Linked DNA regions of Homo sapiens: region 2 is linked to region 1. The links are chromatin loops, found by intact Hi-C in ENCODE. Cell type or tissue: heart left ventricle. All regions are shown on one strand. Links, peaks and the distances in the headings refer to the core of each region. The heading gives the core; the rest is flanking DNA. Region 1 overlaps GPC6 (glypican 6). Region 2 overlaps GPC6 (glypican 6).

The links. Hi-C counts contacts between places; a loop is a spot of excess contacts. Peaks named below come from ENCODE experiments on the same cell type or tissue, not always from the same donor. Only the 100,000 strongest peaks of a DNase experiment are listed, where the experiment ranks them.
Region 2: it touches region 1 in a loop (8-fold over the local background); 2 of 110 quality-filtered maps call a loop at or near these places.

Annotation. Positions count from the first base shown.
Region 1 is chr13:93,449,852-93,458,199 of GRCh38, forward strand. The region is part of intron 1 of GPC6 (glypican 6); the gene reads left to right. Among named protein-coding and RNA genes, the nearest start is that of GPC6, 230 kb to the left of the region's middle. In heart left ventricle, for the core only: no CTCF peak of the experiment used is centred there; a DNase peak (open chromatin) is centred at 5,050.
Region 2 is chr13:93,498,387-93,506,734 of GRCh38, forward strand. All of the region lies in intron 1 of GPC6 (glypican 6), which reads left to right. Among named protein-coding and RNA genes, the nearest start is that of GPC6, 280 kb to the left of the region's middle. In heart left ventricle, for the core only: no CTCF peak of the experiment used is centred there; no DNase peak of the experiment used is centred there; H3K4me3 peaks cover 522 bases.

The sequences.
Region 1 (8,348 bases), core at 259-8,258:
GCAGAGTAGATCCAGTTTTCCAAAAAGAACTTCCCTGCTTTGATGAACTTCATCCACTTAATCATGTTCCACTCTTTTTTTTTTCTTTGAGACGGTGTCTCGCTCTATTTTTAGTAGAGATGGGATTTCACCATGTTGGCCACGATGGTCTCGATCTCTTGACCTCGTGACCTGCCTGCCTCAGTCTCCCAAAGTGCTGTGTGCGATTACAGGCGTGAGCCACCGCGCCTGGCCAGGTTCCACTCTTGCTCATAGTTCTCTAGTGTTCATTATTTGTTTTATCCACCACTGGAGTTTTTTTCTCACTTCCAGTTAGTAGCTTCTCAGACTTTATGTTTGTGCATTTTTATCACAAGAGCCAAATATTTACAGTTGAGCAAGACAGAGAAAGTAACATAAAAAGTTAACAATTCCAGGGAGGACACTAAAATAACAAGTCAGCCTTTTGTTAATTTCTTCTTCTTAGCAATACACTGGCTTCCTGATGTAATCTCATCACATGTTTTAATTATGTGAGCCTCCTCATCTGTAATCCCAAAGTGCTTTGCAGATATTTTATGTCAATTTGGAATTGAGCCATAAGTGCTCATTCTTATTTTATGAGTAAGGAAAGTTGTTGTCATTCAACAAGTGTAAACTTAGAAAAACTTCAGTACTTGTTGCTGCAAGAACCTCCCACTCCCACACAATACCACTCTCTTCTTTGCAGCTGTGGGGACTGGTCAAAGGTGTTTCTTTCTGATGCATCTGCACTTTGCATAGAAGAGATATAATAGCTCCCTCAACTTCTGCATTTCCCTGAAGAATGCGTACTTCTGTGGAAGGAGTAGAAGCTGCTAGGAGCTCCAACACTTCCCACTTTTTAGTGGCTGTATTTCATAAAATACAGTTTAAGGTAAGGATGAACCTTTAGGAAATAGTTTATTTATGAAAGATCTTGTAAGCCATGACAAGGAATTTGTATTTTATCCTGAGGACATATGAAGTCATTGGCATACATAGAAGAGTTAATATGATCAATTTGTCATGGAAAAATAGAAAGCTCCAGCTGCAATGAAGATAATGGACTGGAGTCCAGTAAGCCTGAAGGCATCTAGACCAGTGAAAAGGTTGTTAAAATAATCTAAGCTTGAAGGGATGGTGGTCTATAACAGGATAATACATTACAGATAATTTTGAAAGTTATTTAAGGGCAAGATCTGGCAGGAGCAAGTGATTGGATAAGTTTAAGAGAGAGAGAAAAGAATCAAAGATAATGTCTAATTGAAGGGCTGGGCAACTGGGTATATCATTGAGATAGACAGCATGTGGAGAGGACCAGGTTATTGGAGCAAGGAAATGAGTTTGTCTTTAAAAGTAATTTATATTACTCACAAAATTAAAGCTTTAGCTTTTTCTCCAGTTAAAAATGTATTGCAAATCTTTGAGCTGAGAAAACTTCTGCTCTATGTGTAGTTCCTCATCTAGATCTTTTCCTAGTTCATTCATTTAGATGTTGTATTAAAATAGGGTTTGGCAGACTATGGCCTGTGGGCTAAATGTGCCCTGCTGTCTGGTTTTGTGTGGCCCACAAGTTAATAATGGCTTTTACGTTTTTAAATGGTTGGGGGAGGGGAATGTTTTAAAGAATATTTCCTGACAAGTGGAAATTATATAATATTTAAATTTCAGTTTTCACACATAAAATTGTGTTGGAACACCATCATGCCCGTTCATGTACATGTTGTACATGGAAGCTTGTGTGTCATAGCCACAGAGTTGAGTAGTTGCAGCAGGGACCTTATTACAATGCCTAACATTTATGCTAACTGACCCTCTACAAAAATGTTTTCCAATCCTTACTAAATGATTGTCTCATTCTCGAATTTGATGATGCTAAATTTAAAACAAAATTCTTTTTAAAAATTCAATAGCATTCTAGTTGAGGGATCAGGTACTTTCGGGTTTTCAGATTTATAAGCTGTGTCAGCCACCAGATGCTCCAATGTAAAACTCGTTAATGCATTTAATTACTATTGACTTTTTCTAATATCTATGATACCAGAGCAGTGTATTTCAGAAAAGATGTAGTTAATCTAGGTGGAAGAAAAAATTGAGATGCCATCTTAGCTGGGTTTATCTTTATGCTAACAATAAAAAATAATAATAGCAAATGCTTTCTCTGGGTCGCTTCAAGTTGCAGTATCATTAACAATACAGCAATATTTTATGTTACAGTAAACTTTATTAGAATGTGTTAGGTAGTGAGGTGATGCTATGTGCTACATGGTAGCTGTTATAGCTGAAATTGGTTTGCAGTCATGCTTCAGCCTATTTGCTTTTAGAAAAAAATAACTTTATCCAGCCAACCATAGTAATAACTATTTTTCAAGTAGCATCTCATACTATTTTCAGGATTATAAGTAAGCCTTGATACTATGAGACAGATTTTTCTACTGCATACAAAGCAAGGCATTGTATATTCACTTGTTCAGTTTGCTTAAAGTGATATAAAATATTTTAAAGTATATTAGAAATGTATTCCTCAGCCAATTAACAATAGCTGATCTAATAAGCATTACCCTTTGATTTGGAAACACTTGAGTCAATTGTCATCTGTTTTAAAATATGATATCTTTTGCTTCAGCGCTTCTTTGAGAATTACTATCATATTTACATGACGGTCATAATTATAAGATGTCTATGAGTATTAACCCTTTTTACCATGAAATAGTAAGCCTCAAGTGGAAGCTATACAACTTGTCTTTTTGTTTATACTAATGATCAAATGTAGTGGCACTTTGGCCCATTGTTTTGCTTCTTTTAGTCTTACCAATTTATTTACATTGAGATTTTAAATAAAATTTGAACAACTAAGACATATTTGTGTTTATTCAAACAGAACATGGATTAAAGTAGATATTGAGAAGCATTGGTGTATATTACATATGGGCTAATGATGGTTTCCTAATCCAAAACTCAAACAGAACATGGATTAAAGTAGATATTGAGAAGCATTGGTGTATATTACATATGGGCTAATGATGGTTTCCTAATCCAAAACTCTTGCCATTTATGTCACTGGTTCATTTCCCCAATTCCTGTAATGTGCCAACCTTTCCCTCCAGCATGACATACCTTTGCACATATGAATTAGCTTTGTAAGCTTAACTTATGTACCCTACTTGTGTTTTGAGACTACTTTGAGTGATTCTTAAATGATAAGCTCTATTTGCATGGGCTTAATAAATCCATGGAGCCTTCAAAACATTTGAGGATTATTTTGTGAAAACTCTTCAGCCTTGGACATTGCCTAATTCTTGAATTATTAACTACTGATGGCGTCGAAGACCCAAGTCATTCCTGAATTGCATTCTCTGGTTCTAAAATCTGCTTTCTCTAATTCTAAAATCCTTCCTCTTCCCCCACTTTCATTCAATATGCCCCTGTGTTTAATGTGGCTTTCCATTCCTACCTTTCTTTTGACTAGCCTTCCCAGTTTATGGTGTGAAAGCAAGTTGAAATTAGAACATTGAGTGAGATCGTCAAGAGTCAGGCATTAGACTTTGTGGAGTGCTTACCATGTACTGTGCACTTTACACAAGTTGAAGTTGAGTTTATGTAAATCTCATAAGTAACTTTTAAGGGAAGTATTGTGTCCGGAATTGGTGGGTTCTTGGTCTCACTGACTTCAAGAATGAAGCCGCGGACCCTCGCAGTGAGTGTTACAACTCTTAAGGTGGCACATCTGGAGTTTGTTCCTTCTGATGTTCGGATGTGTTCGGAGTTTCTTCCTTTTCGTGGGTTCGCGGTCTCACTGGCTCAGGAGTGAAGCTGCAGACCTTCGCGGTGTGTGTTACAGCTCTTAAGGCAGTGCGTCTGGAGTTGTTCGTTCCTCCCGGTGGGCTCGTGGTCTGGCTGACTTGAGGAGTGAAGCTGCAGACCTTCGCGGTGATTGTTACAGCTCATAAAAGCAGCGTGGACCCAAACAGTGAGCAGTAGCAAGATTTATTGCAAAGAGCAAAAGAACAAAGCTTCCACAGTGTGGAAGGGGACCTGAGCGGGCTGCCACTGCTGGCTCCCGCAGCCTGCTTTTATTCTTTTATCTGGCCCCACCCACATCCTGCTGATTGGTAGAGCGGAGTGGTCTGTTTTGACAGGGCGCTGATTGGTGCATTTACAATCCCTGAGCTAGACATAAAGGTTCTCCGTGTCCCCACCAGATTAGTTAGATACAGAGTATCCACACAAAGGTTCTCCAAGGCCCCACCAGAGTAGCTAGATACAGAGTGTGGATTGGTGCATTCACAAACCCTGAGCTAGACACAGGGTGCTGATTGGTGTGTTTACAAACCTTGAGCTAGATACAGAGTGCCAATTGGTGTATTTACGATCCCTGAGCTAGACATAAAGGTTCTCCAAGGCCCCACCAGAGTAGCTAGATACAGAGTGTCCATTGGTGTACTCACAAACCCTTTGAGCTAGACATAAATGTTCTCCAAGGCCCCACCAGAGTAGCTAGATAGTGTCGATTGGTGCACTCACAAACCCTGAGCTAGACACAGGGTGCTGATTGGTGTGTTTACAAACCTTGAGCTAGAGACAGAGTGCAGATTGGTGTATTTACAATCCCTGAGCTAGACATAAAGGTTCTCCAAGGCCCCACCAGAGTAGCTAGATACAGAGTGTCCACTGGTGCATTCACAAACCCTGAGCTAGACACAGGGTGCTGAGTGGTGTGTTTACAAACCTTGAGCTAGAGACAGGGTGCTGAGTGGTGTTTTTACAAACCTTGAGCTAGAGACAGAGTGCTCATTGGTGTATTTACAATCCCTGAGCTAGACATAAAGGTTCTCCAAGGCCCCACCAGACTCAGGAGCCCAGCTGGCTTCACCCAGTGGATCCCGCACCCGGGCTGCAGGTGGAGCTGCCTGCCAGTCCCGCGCCCTGCGCCTGCACTCCTCGGCCCTTGAGTGGTCGATGGGAGTGGGCGCCCTGGAGCAGGGGGTGGAGCTGTCGAGGAGGCTTGGGCCGCACAGGAGCCCATGGAGGGGGTGGGAGGCTCAGGCATGGCGGGCTGCAGGTCCCGAGCCCTGTCCCGCAGGAAGGCAGCCAAGGCCTGGTGAGAAATCGAGCGCAGCGTCGGTGGGTTGGCACTGCTGGGGGACCCAGTACACCCTCCGCAGCCTCTGGCCCGGGTGCTAAGCCCCTTATTGCCCGGAGCCGGCAGGGCCGGCCGGCTGCTCCGAGTGCAGGGCCCGCCAAGCCCACGCCCACCCGGAACTCCAGCTGGCCCGCAAGCGGCGCACGCAGCCCCGGTTCCCGCTTGCGCCTCTCCCTCCACACCTCCCTGCAATCTGAGGGAGCCGGCTCCGGCCTTGGCCAGACCAGAAAGGGGCTCCCACAGTGCAGCGGTGGGCTGAAGGGCTCCTCAAGTGCCGCCAAAGTGGGAGCCCGGGCAGAGGAGGCGCCCAGAGCGAGGGAGGGCTGTGAGGACTGCCAGCACGCTGTCACCTCTCAGTATGATTATTTCCAAACGAAGGAAAAGAAACTCAAGGAGGTTGATGTTTTGATCAACTAACAAATCTGGAGCCTGCCTTCAGCTTGGGTATGTTTGGCTTTAAAACCTGCAGTTTTTCCATGTCACCTGCCTGTCTCCCCAAGAGAAAAGTAATATATGGAAAAGAATAGAGAGGTGAGGAATAAGCCTTGGAGAAATCACTCTTTAGCAGGTAGACTCAAAAATCAAGAGCCAGGAAAGAAAACCCAAGATGGAGGCAAAAAGATGGCAAGAAAATGATAGTCATTATCTAAAAAGCCATGGGGTGTGGGATTTCTAAGAGAAAGGAATTATTATGGTTGAATTGGTTGAAGTGAGGCTGGTGGAAGGTCCTAGTTGCTGGCCTAACAGGCATGTTTCATTGTGTCTCTTTTCTCCATTCATCCTGTTAGTCTGCAAGTATTCTCCCTCGAGACCCCTAGTACTCTGTGCAGGGGACTAAAGACACAACCCTCTCAAATATCAAGCATCTACCGCTTTTCTAAGTTCTGCGTCATGAACTGCTGTTCATGGAGTGTTTCATTTCAGAAAGAAAGAGTCTTGTAAAATAAAGTTCTCTTTATTTACTAGGCCAACTAACTAAAAGTAGAATACTTATTTTTTTAGACGGCATTTCTTTGAAGTTGATGTGTTTAGGTGCTATCTCAGGGAGCCAGCTTTGTAGCTGTTTACCACATTTCCTGAGGCAACCTTGTGCGAGGGCTGGAGAATTGTAACAAGTGTCTTGACTTTCTCTGCACCTGGAGATTAATGTGCTGGTAAAAACTTTATGAACCCTTAATCATTCATTGCAAACATATTGGATCCTCTAAAGCTTAAAAGCTTCAGCATTCATAATTAAGAGACAACAGAACAGGATCATGTAAATATGAAAATGGCCTCCGAGAAAGTTGAATGAACTTTCTCGTTTTCTTTATTTAAGTTGTGGACACTTTAATTTTGAACAGAAGCATATTTTCTTAGTTATAGAAATCAGGTATAAAATTATCCCTACTGTTAAAATGATAATGAAAGAAATTTTAAATGACAAGTAGGTAATTTCAGGAAAACAGATTGTATCTCCTTGTTACTTACTGTAACTATTAGTTGTTCCCTCCTCTCCCCTAACATACATTATCTTCTGCTTGAAACAATAGATAGTTGTATTAGAATAGTGTATTCATTTGCTGGGGCTGTAGTTACAAAGAACCGCAAACTGGGTGACTTAGCAGAAATTATAGTCTCACAGTTCTGGAGGCTGAAAGTCTCAGATTTGTATGTCACCTGCCTGTCTCCCCAGGAGAAAGATAATATATGGAAAAGAATAGAGACGTAAGGAATAAGGAATAAGGGTGTCAGCAGGGTTCCCTTTTAGGGCTGTGATCTGTTTTAGCATCTTGTAGCTTCTGGTGGTTTGTGGGCAATTTCTGGTGTTCACTGGCTTCTGCTCCATCATCCTACTCTCTGCCTTTATCTTCATGATATGGTTTGGCTGTGTCCCCACCCGAATCTCACCTTGAATTGTAATAATCCCCACATGTCAAGGGTGGGATCAGGTGGAAATAATTGAATCATGGCAGTGGTTTCCCCCATCCTGTTCTCATGATAGTAAGTGGGTTCTCACCAGATCCGATGATTTTACAAGGAGTTTCCTCCTTCACTCCGCTCTCATTCTCTCTCCTGCCACCCTGTGAAGAGGCACCTTCTGCCATGATTCTAAGTTTCCTGAGGCCTCCCCAGTCATGTAGAACTGTGAGTCAATTAAACTTCTTTTCTTTCTAAATTACCAGTCTCAGGTATGTCTTCATTAGTAGCATGAGAATGGACTAATACACTTCATATGGCCTTCTCCCTCTATGTGTGTCTGTGTCCAACTTTCCCCTTTTTATAAAGACACTAGTTCTTATTGGATTAAGGGACCACCCTACTCCACTATGACCTTATCTTTACCCAACTAATTACATTTGGAGTGACATATTTCCAAATAAGGTCACATTCTGAGCTACTGTGGGGTAGGATGTCAACATATGAATTTTGGAGAGACAAAATTCAACCCTCAACAGATAATGTAGGTTATTCTGTGATAACAGATGACTCCAAAATTCCAGTGTCTTAGAACCACAAAGGTATGTTTCTTTCTTAAATTTCAGTGGGGTTCTTGGTACTTCTTCTATCATCCTGCAAGCTGTGGCTCAGTGTTGAGCCTTCATGTAGCATCTGCTTCCATGATCTCCCAAGTAAGGGAAGAAAGCTCCGAAAGGTTTAGGACCAGCAAAAAAAAATTTGTACTGGAAAGTGATGCATGTCTTGTACTAAAATTTTATTGACTGAAATGTATCACATTCCTCACTTAAATTCAAAGAAGTAGAGAAACGCAGTTCATCCTATGTGACAAGAAAGAGGAGAACCAGAGATACTAATGAGAAGGAGTATACCTTCATCCATGTATCTGTCGATCAATATTAAAAAAAAAAGAAAACTAGACATCTATTTCGAAGTCTTGACAAGATTTGTAGCTGTCTAGCTAAATAAGGTTGTTTTCCTAGGACTTGAAATGTTGAGCCATTAATTAGTTCTCCTTTCTGCCTCTCCCTCACTCAGGGAGGATTCATTCCTGAAATGAAAATGGAAGGTGCATCTTTATGAGTAAAAGCTACTCTAGTTTATATTGTGGGGAGTATTTGTTGGATATACTATGGCAATTCCCATGCACAGATAACCATGGTACAAGGCTGAAAGAACATGTGTATGGGTCTTTCTCAGATCTAATTTATTTGTTTTGTAGAAAGGAGAATCTTAAAGGTAACACAATAGGACTGTGATCACACAT
Region 2 (8,348 bases), core at 184-8,183, 48 kb after region 1:
CCTACAAACACCTGAGGATGGCATTTAAAACATCTTATTGTCTGACCTGGTTTGGCTGTGTCCCCACCCAAATCTCAACTTGAATTGTGTCTCCCAGAAATCCCATGTGTTGTGGGAGGAATTGAATCATGGAGGTTGGTCTTTCTTGTGCTACTCTCATGATAGTGAGTAAGTCTCATGAGATCTGATGGGTTTATCAGGGGTTTCTGCTTTTGCTTCTTCCTCATTTTTCCCCTTGCTGCTGCCATGTAAGAGGTACTTTTCATTTCCCGCCATGAATCTGAGGCCTCCCCAGCCACGTGGAACTGTAAGTTCAACTAAACCTCTTTTTGTTCCCAGTTTCGGTTATGTTGTTATCAGCAGCATTAAAATGAACTAATATATTGTCCCATTTGTAAATATATGTGTGCCATATTCTTTATGATATTACTTTATCTGTTTTTTAATTTCATTGCCATCCAGAGACTTTTTCTCAAAATCCTAGTTATTTAAATCTTCTCATAGTTCTCCCATGAATTGGATTATTTGTTAGCATAATAGAATGCAGGGTAGAGGATCTAAAGTGCCTATATAGAAAGCCTTGTGTTTTAATTTTATTTCTATGAATTCATTTGTGTATTCATTCAGCATTTATTTATTGATTCTGGAAATGTATTTGAGTAAGGAAACAAAAATTAACATAGTATATCCACAATCCTTAATTGTCACACACACACACACACACACACACACAGAAACACATACACACATGTTTTGAGGGCAAAGGCAGCCACAGTTTACAGTAAAGTCTACTTGTGAGCAAATTCAGCTGACTATCCATGTGGTTCTTATGGAATTATTAAGGATATGGATTATTGGTTTTAAGATTAAAAAAGAGTTTGTTTCCACATCTGCTTAGTTGTCAGAGATCCAAATTCACACTAAACTCAAGAGTTTCTGTTGTCATAAAAGGGAGTTTGTTAGGACAAGGCAAAGTCCTTAGAAGACATTTAGACACTTGAACATTCTGTCAAAGTCATCAGTCAGCTCCTGCTGCCACTGGGGTTTCCATTTTTCATATTGGCATTCACTTCATGAGAAAGAACTGCCATCCTCATCTCTAAGCGTGTCCTGGAACGGGACTGAGTTAGGGCACTTGTCCTCTCTGACTTCATATGCCAGTCATAGAATAGGCAATGGCATGGATTATACTGATTAATTCATGAGCTAGCTTCTCCTGCATGTGGGAGGAGTGAACACCTGAATGAAAATCTGGACAAAGTTAGGAAATAGAATAGGGAGGCGGATGCTGAGTGGACGACATGCTGATTTCTGGCACTTCCTTGCAAACTGCAACTAGGATCTAGCTCTTTCAAACCTCAGTAGAGAAATGAATATATCTCTCATTATTTATGATTCTTTCCTTAGATTTGTTGATGTTTGACTGTGACAGCCACGAGTTGCCTTTCTTGTGTTACAAAGTTAGATGTGACTTGACTGAGCTTTTAGTATAGTAAATTGTAACTGCTTTTAAATTTCAAGGTATGCCTTAGGATGAGTGTCTGTGGAGGCTTTTGCTTGTATCTTCCCAGCTTCATCTGTGAATGACAATCTTACACACTCTTCAAGGCTCACTTGGCCCGTTTCTGCCGTGGAAAGTCATCACTCTTCAGTGCTTACAGCACTTCCTGCTTGTCATTCCCTCTGTTTCTCAGTGCTGAATCCTTTTATTTTTTGGCATTCTTTGGCATACTTAAACCCACCACGAGCAGATAGGACAGATGCTGTAAGCAATTCCAGGTTGGCATTTGGTGTGAGCTACAGGGAGGGAAGGCATGGAAACAGGAAATCTTAAGTGCTGGCAGAAGAGTAACTGTGGGACTAACGGATTTATCTGATGATTCCTGTAATAACTTGGTAAGGAATAAGAAAGCAAAACACTTAGAATTTTGAAAAGAGAGTGTAGAGACCTGGATGATGTCAAGGTTGTGGCTAGTGAATAAATTTAGAGCTTCAGATCGTTGGAATAAAAGAGCATTTGAGGAACAGTTGGAGCCGGCAAGCTATGCCAGGGCCAGCTAGTAGGAGAACATTTTCATTTGTGCTTCTATGAAGCAGTGAAAAAACTCATTTCTATATGAAAGGCATCCAAACTGCAAAAAAAATAATTGCATATTACTTAATATCCCACGAACATATATCTATTTTACATCCTCAAAGCTCTTCTTCAACATTAACTCGTATGTTTTATTTGGAACCAAATCAATGCATGATAGAAATATTTTTTAAAGTTTTTAAACAGCTCTGTTTAAATATCAGTTTTCCATAACGAAAATCTTGTTCTTGCACCATGAGAGGGCTTCCATATAATCATTTTTTAAGGAGTGTAGAAAGTGTTATGCTTAAAAATAGACAATGAGCACTAAGAACATTAAGTTTGTAACAGCAATTCTAAGCTGTTTCTTCCAAAACTGTTGCCCAATCTCTCCCACAGGAAAGCCTTGTACAACATGTCACACTCAAGACATTAATCCATGTGGATGTGTTAGAAATTACACCTGAAAATGGCAATGACCTCAGTCTAGGTCTGTGATGCACTGTTGTGTTAACAAGAACTTTTTGTTACTTTATGCACATTTTCTGTACTATCTGAGAGATGCCAGTATCTTATCCACACACGAGAACTTTATTCTAAATATTTGTAAATTTTCCACCTGCAGTCAGTCAATTATTATAAATAAGATGAAAAACACTTGTACTGTTTCCTGTAACCAATACATTGTTTAATTAAGGAGGATTGCTAAGCCTGAAAACATAAAGATAGTTGGTAGTGGGTTTTGAAGTCATAGAGGACATTTTCTAAAATGCTTAAATCTCACACTTCTGGGTACCAATTTGATTCAGACTCCTCTAAAGAGAAATAGCACTCTGGGGGAATAATCAGCCCCAAGAACTATACCTATTAGAAAATCTCTCACCTTATATAAGGTAGAGAACCAGAAGTGGTGAGAAAACTTCCTTCTGTGAAGGAATCAGGGCTTGAGGTCCCATACGCTTATTTCTAGAACAGAAATTACTTTGCAAAATTTTCTATGAAATCTTCCCTAAATTTCAGACTGTCAAAGTTGACATAAAAATGAGTAATAGTTTTTTGTTTTGTTTTCTTTGTTTGTTTGAAATTTTGCACAACTTTATCCATTCAGAAATGTGGGTGTTGAACCACAAAACTGATAGAGTGCCTTCCAAATATTAACTGAAATATGTATTAGAAAAATTAAGAAGTGACAAAAAGAAGAGTTTACTGCATCTTCACATTTCATGTGAGACACTGAGTTCGTCTCCACATAAATGGAAGCAAAATAAGCTGAAACACAAACAAACCTGTGGTTTCAATTCGGCTTGTGGACCACCAGTTTGAAATATCTAAATTACTGCCTTGACTTCATATCTTTACAAATGTTTCATATAAACCAGAAATTACTTAACCATAGTAGTAGTCTTTTCACATAATTCTTTTTTACAGTTTTCAGATAACTAAAGCAACATTATATCCATGTTTAATAATTTGAAATGCTCACTTCTAGTAGAATGTAGAATAGTATATATTAAAGAGTGTTAACTTGAAGATCAGAGATTTTATGCTAGAATATATATTGGTCTTTTAAAATGTTTCTTCCTCAATCTAAAGTAATAGACCCAGGCACATTTAAAATCTTCAGGCTTTCTGTATATCTAGTTCATTAAGTAGCAATATGTTCAGTTGTGGGAAATTGTTACTTTTCAAGGTAACAATGTAGATCCCAAAAGCCCTGGTTAACAGTTCTTAAACATAAACACAAAACAGGACAAAAACAAAACAAACAAAAATAAATCAGTTCTCCAGAAAAAGAGAGTGAGAGGGAGGGGGAGAAAGAGAGTGAGAGCGAGAGAGCAAGAAAGAGAGAGAGAGAGAAATTTCACTAATGTAATGAATATGCCCCACATACTTTGTAAATAACAATATTTTAAATATAAATTCCATATAGCCAATGGACTCTTACAGAATGTGTTCTTCAATTTTTGCCAAACTCTTACATCTATACCCAACCTGTGGTTTTAATTGACTAACAAGTGTAGTTTGAATGTTGGTTGATGTTTTTGTTTACATTAATGAGAAAGACAAATGTGAAATTACCAAGATGTGTTGGAACTTCATTTGTTCATCAGTGATGTGAGTAACTGCTGAATTGGATAATAGTTTTGGAACACTGGAAGAATATTTCTTCAACATTTTTTATGCTATTCACAGTGTGACAGCTATAGAGATAGTATGTTATAACGTTTTTCTGTATTATTATCATGCTTTCTGCTTCTTAGTCTAGACAATCAGCAAAACAATAAACAAAGCCCTGATTTGTAATATTTGCCAATTTCCATGGGGTAAATGCTCCTACCACGGTTAGCTTCAAGTTAGCAATGTGATGTCACTGTATGTAGAATTAGGAAGGGCTGCGTGTAGCACATTATTATATAATATTTCTACCAGATACTATAGATGTAACTAACTTCAAAAGCATAGGTAATAATAAAATGTACTAAAATAATTATGAAAAAAGTTTAAAATTTTAAAAAAAGAAGAGTTTAAACATTTGCCAACTAATTTATTGTAGATAAGGTTGCACTTTGGCAAAACTGTGAAGTAGATAGAAAATATTTTTGTAATCCATTCATTGTTTTACCTCCCTTCCATACATCCTCACCATGGGCATACCATCCTGTATCATTTAGGACTACTAGTTATCAATTCATGTACATCATCTCATTTAATGTGCACCCATTTTATAACAGGAAAGTTGAGTCTCAGGGAAGCTTATTGCTACCAAGTTCTAAATTACAACTATGACAAATACTGCACATCTTTGTTGTCTCACACAAGTTTATTTCTTGCTCACACAAGTTATTTGTTGCTGTGGGTCTGGGTGAATCTTTAGGGCAGCAGTTAGCACAATTTTCTATAAAGGACCAGACAGTAAATATTTTAAGCATTGCTAGCCAAAGGGCAACATTGAGCAATAATCTCGCTGCAGGGATAGCAGTTATTTTCATATTTCACTTTTCAAAATGTAAACACCATTTTTAGCTGGTGGGCCACAGAAAACAGGCTGCAAGAGGGATTTTTCCTCTAGGTCAGTGTTTGCTGACTCCTGCTCTTAGATAGCAGTCCTCAACATGGACATTGGTGAATGGTGATAATGCCTGTTATTGCTGGATATTCCATTTGTGTGTATATCGGAATCTACTACTGGAAGCTGTAGCAATGGAATCTTATGTGGTGGGGGGACTAGATGAGAGAAAGCCATAGTAAGAATTCTAGGGCTTGAGTGGTACAGCATTGACGGAAGCTGTCATCTCTATCAGAAAGAGAAAAGTGAATGCTAATAACCTCAACTACTTTGTGTTAAGTATAATGTTTTAAAATAGAACCAGTTACAGAGAGGTTGTGACATTTTTGGTGGATGACATTGACATTTTCATATTTAGACAATATGAGATATAGTATATAATCACTTGTAATTTTTGAGAAATAAGATAAACCCTTTAGATTTAGCACCTTCCTTTCTAATACAACATTCTTCCGAGAAAAAAAGTTTGATATTTTGCCTTTTTGATTGTTTTTTGATTAAATGCTTAAGGAAAAATTACAAAAAGTGCATTTTACTTACTTTTCAAACTATAAAGAAAGAGTACAACATTAAGGTACTGGCGGGTTTTGAGTAGGAGAGAGAAAATGATCAATTCAACTGAAAAACATAACACCTTTGATTCGATAATCCTGTTAGATTAAAATTAAAGATGTGGAATGTGTTAAAAACAAAGACAGATGTTATTTTGATATATGGTTTAAAAGTTGATTTTCCCTTCAAAAGTTATTAGAATTAGCAAATAAGAATATAGGATGCCTGATTAAATATGAGTTCCAAATATTGAACAGGACATACTTACACCAACAACATCCTAAACATATATAATATATGACACATACCTTGGGTTCTCTCAACCCCTTCTCCCCACTTCTGTATGATTTACAGAGCATCCTGCATATTCTGCCAACACATTATAAAAATAAAAACAACATAGTTTTTTTTTTTTTTTTTCTGCTTTCCCTCACTGGATTGTAACTTTTTTGGGGTGAAACCTGGGTCTTATTCATCATTGTATCTTTAGTGATAAGCCCATATTTTGTTGCAGTAAAGGTACTTTATTAGTATTAAATGAATGAATGCATTGGCTCAAATAGCTGGAGGGAAGGATAAAGGTCAGAAATCTTGAGGTGATAATAATTATTCTTAAAAAGAAAAATAACATTTCCAATAGTATAATAAAATAATTACCAATAATTATCTAAAAAAAACAACAACATTGAGTTCCTACTATCTGCCATTCACATGCCAAAGAAATTTTCTGTATGGTGTTTAGTCCTCTGACAACCTCAGGAAACTGAGCATCAGAAAGGTAAAGTTATTTGTTCCTGTTCATATTACTAGTAAATATATAGCCAGGTACAAGTCAAAGTTATGTCTAACCCTAGTGCTGTTCTCTTACACAGTACAAATCTGTACCTCTTTGAGTGTGAAACAAACCATGACAGTTTAACAAAATAATGGGCCAATGTAATAATATGTTGTGTTGCTGTAGTTTATTTTGAGACATATTTGATGGAAACGGATGTGAAAGGAATACAAAGGTAGTTGATCTGGAGTTCAGATTGCATTAAACATAGCATAATATTTACAGCCATGTTATGGTGATACAATTAATATAGTAGTATATTAGTCAAAATGTCATATTAGCAGGGGCCTAAGAGAAGCCCTTGGCCTTGCTTTAGCCTCATTTTTTGCAGTAGTTATGATCTGTAAACTAGCTGCACACTGGATTGCCAAATATTGAACTTTTGCTCCTGGGGGAAATACATGGTTAGGTCCCCTGTAAGTCTCTAGTTACACTATTTTCATTAGCTTATTAGCATACATCCTTGTTTTATGTGTGTTACTGTTTAAAAACTCTCATTCTCTCTCTCACACACGTGCACACACACACACACACACAGAGACAGAGAGAGAGAGAGAGAGAAAGAGAGATTAACATTGCACTTACAGCCAGTGGCACTCAACCAACACTCTAACTCGTCTGAGTGAAGCTTATCTGACATGCATATTTTCTTATAAGGCTCATCACTGCCTTCTGCTTAGGGACATTAGACAGCAGTTCAGCACTACAGCTGGGGGCCATTTTAAACAGTGAAATCACCAAGGAAAAGCACAAAAATGCAAAAGAATTTATATATGGCACTAAATAGACCATGAAAGGGGCACTTGTTTAAGTGTGACAATTGAAACAAGGCAAAGCATTGCTTTGTTTGTCCTCAGCTGGGAACATGTGTATCAGATGACTCAAACTGCTTGCTGCTCTGCACAGGTTAGTGAATGACTATGAAAGTGCTGTATTACTTTGGGACATAGGAATAAATTGTAGTGAATAAGAAGATTTGCAAAACAGGACCTGCAAACATTGAGGACTGCCTGTGTATCTATTATAAAATAGACTCGTTATTCCCATTCCTAAGATTTGGGCTATGTGCGTTTTTCTACTTTATCTCATTCTTCTCCTGTTGTTGTCATTGGATACAGTTATTGCTGCCGAGGTTATGTCCTGTGACCACTAGGCTTTGTTTGCTGTAAGCCATTTCTTCAGATAGGAGAAAGTTGTTTATTGGGTCTGGTTTGGTATGTTAGCATATCTGCACAGTTCAGAGCCCACTCCACCCCACTTCTATCATTAATGAAGTGAGAGAAAGGTTAGGAGCTCTCCATTAAACCCACAGAATGTATTCTAAGGTGGATTCATTTGTTTAGAGGATTTGCAAAATTTGAGGGGGGCTGTGTACTTGGTGGATTGTTTCATGCACTTTCAGCTAGCCAATAAGAAATTAACCATTTTATCTTGGGAAATGTTTCCCGTGCTTTATTCCAGTAAGAAAAACTGAGAGTTCACTAACTTGGTAGCTATTAGGATATTACTCAAATGATCATTATACTAGCATGTCCGGAAGTCAAAAGGAAGAGGTAAAAGATAACTCTTCCATATGAGGCTGACTTACCAATATGTACTTTCCTTTCCCTGTGGGAGGGCTAGGCATTTCTGGAGGCTATAAACTCTTCCAGGCTACCAGTGCATCTCAGAACTTTAATTTTTGAAATGGTACCCTAGAGGTCTTATAATTGAGGCTCTAAGCAGACAATTAATGGTTCCATAACCCACTTTATAAGCATGGTGGTTTCTATTTGAATATCCTGGCTCTAAACTTTCTCTCTTCTTTCAGACTATAAGGA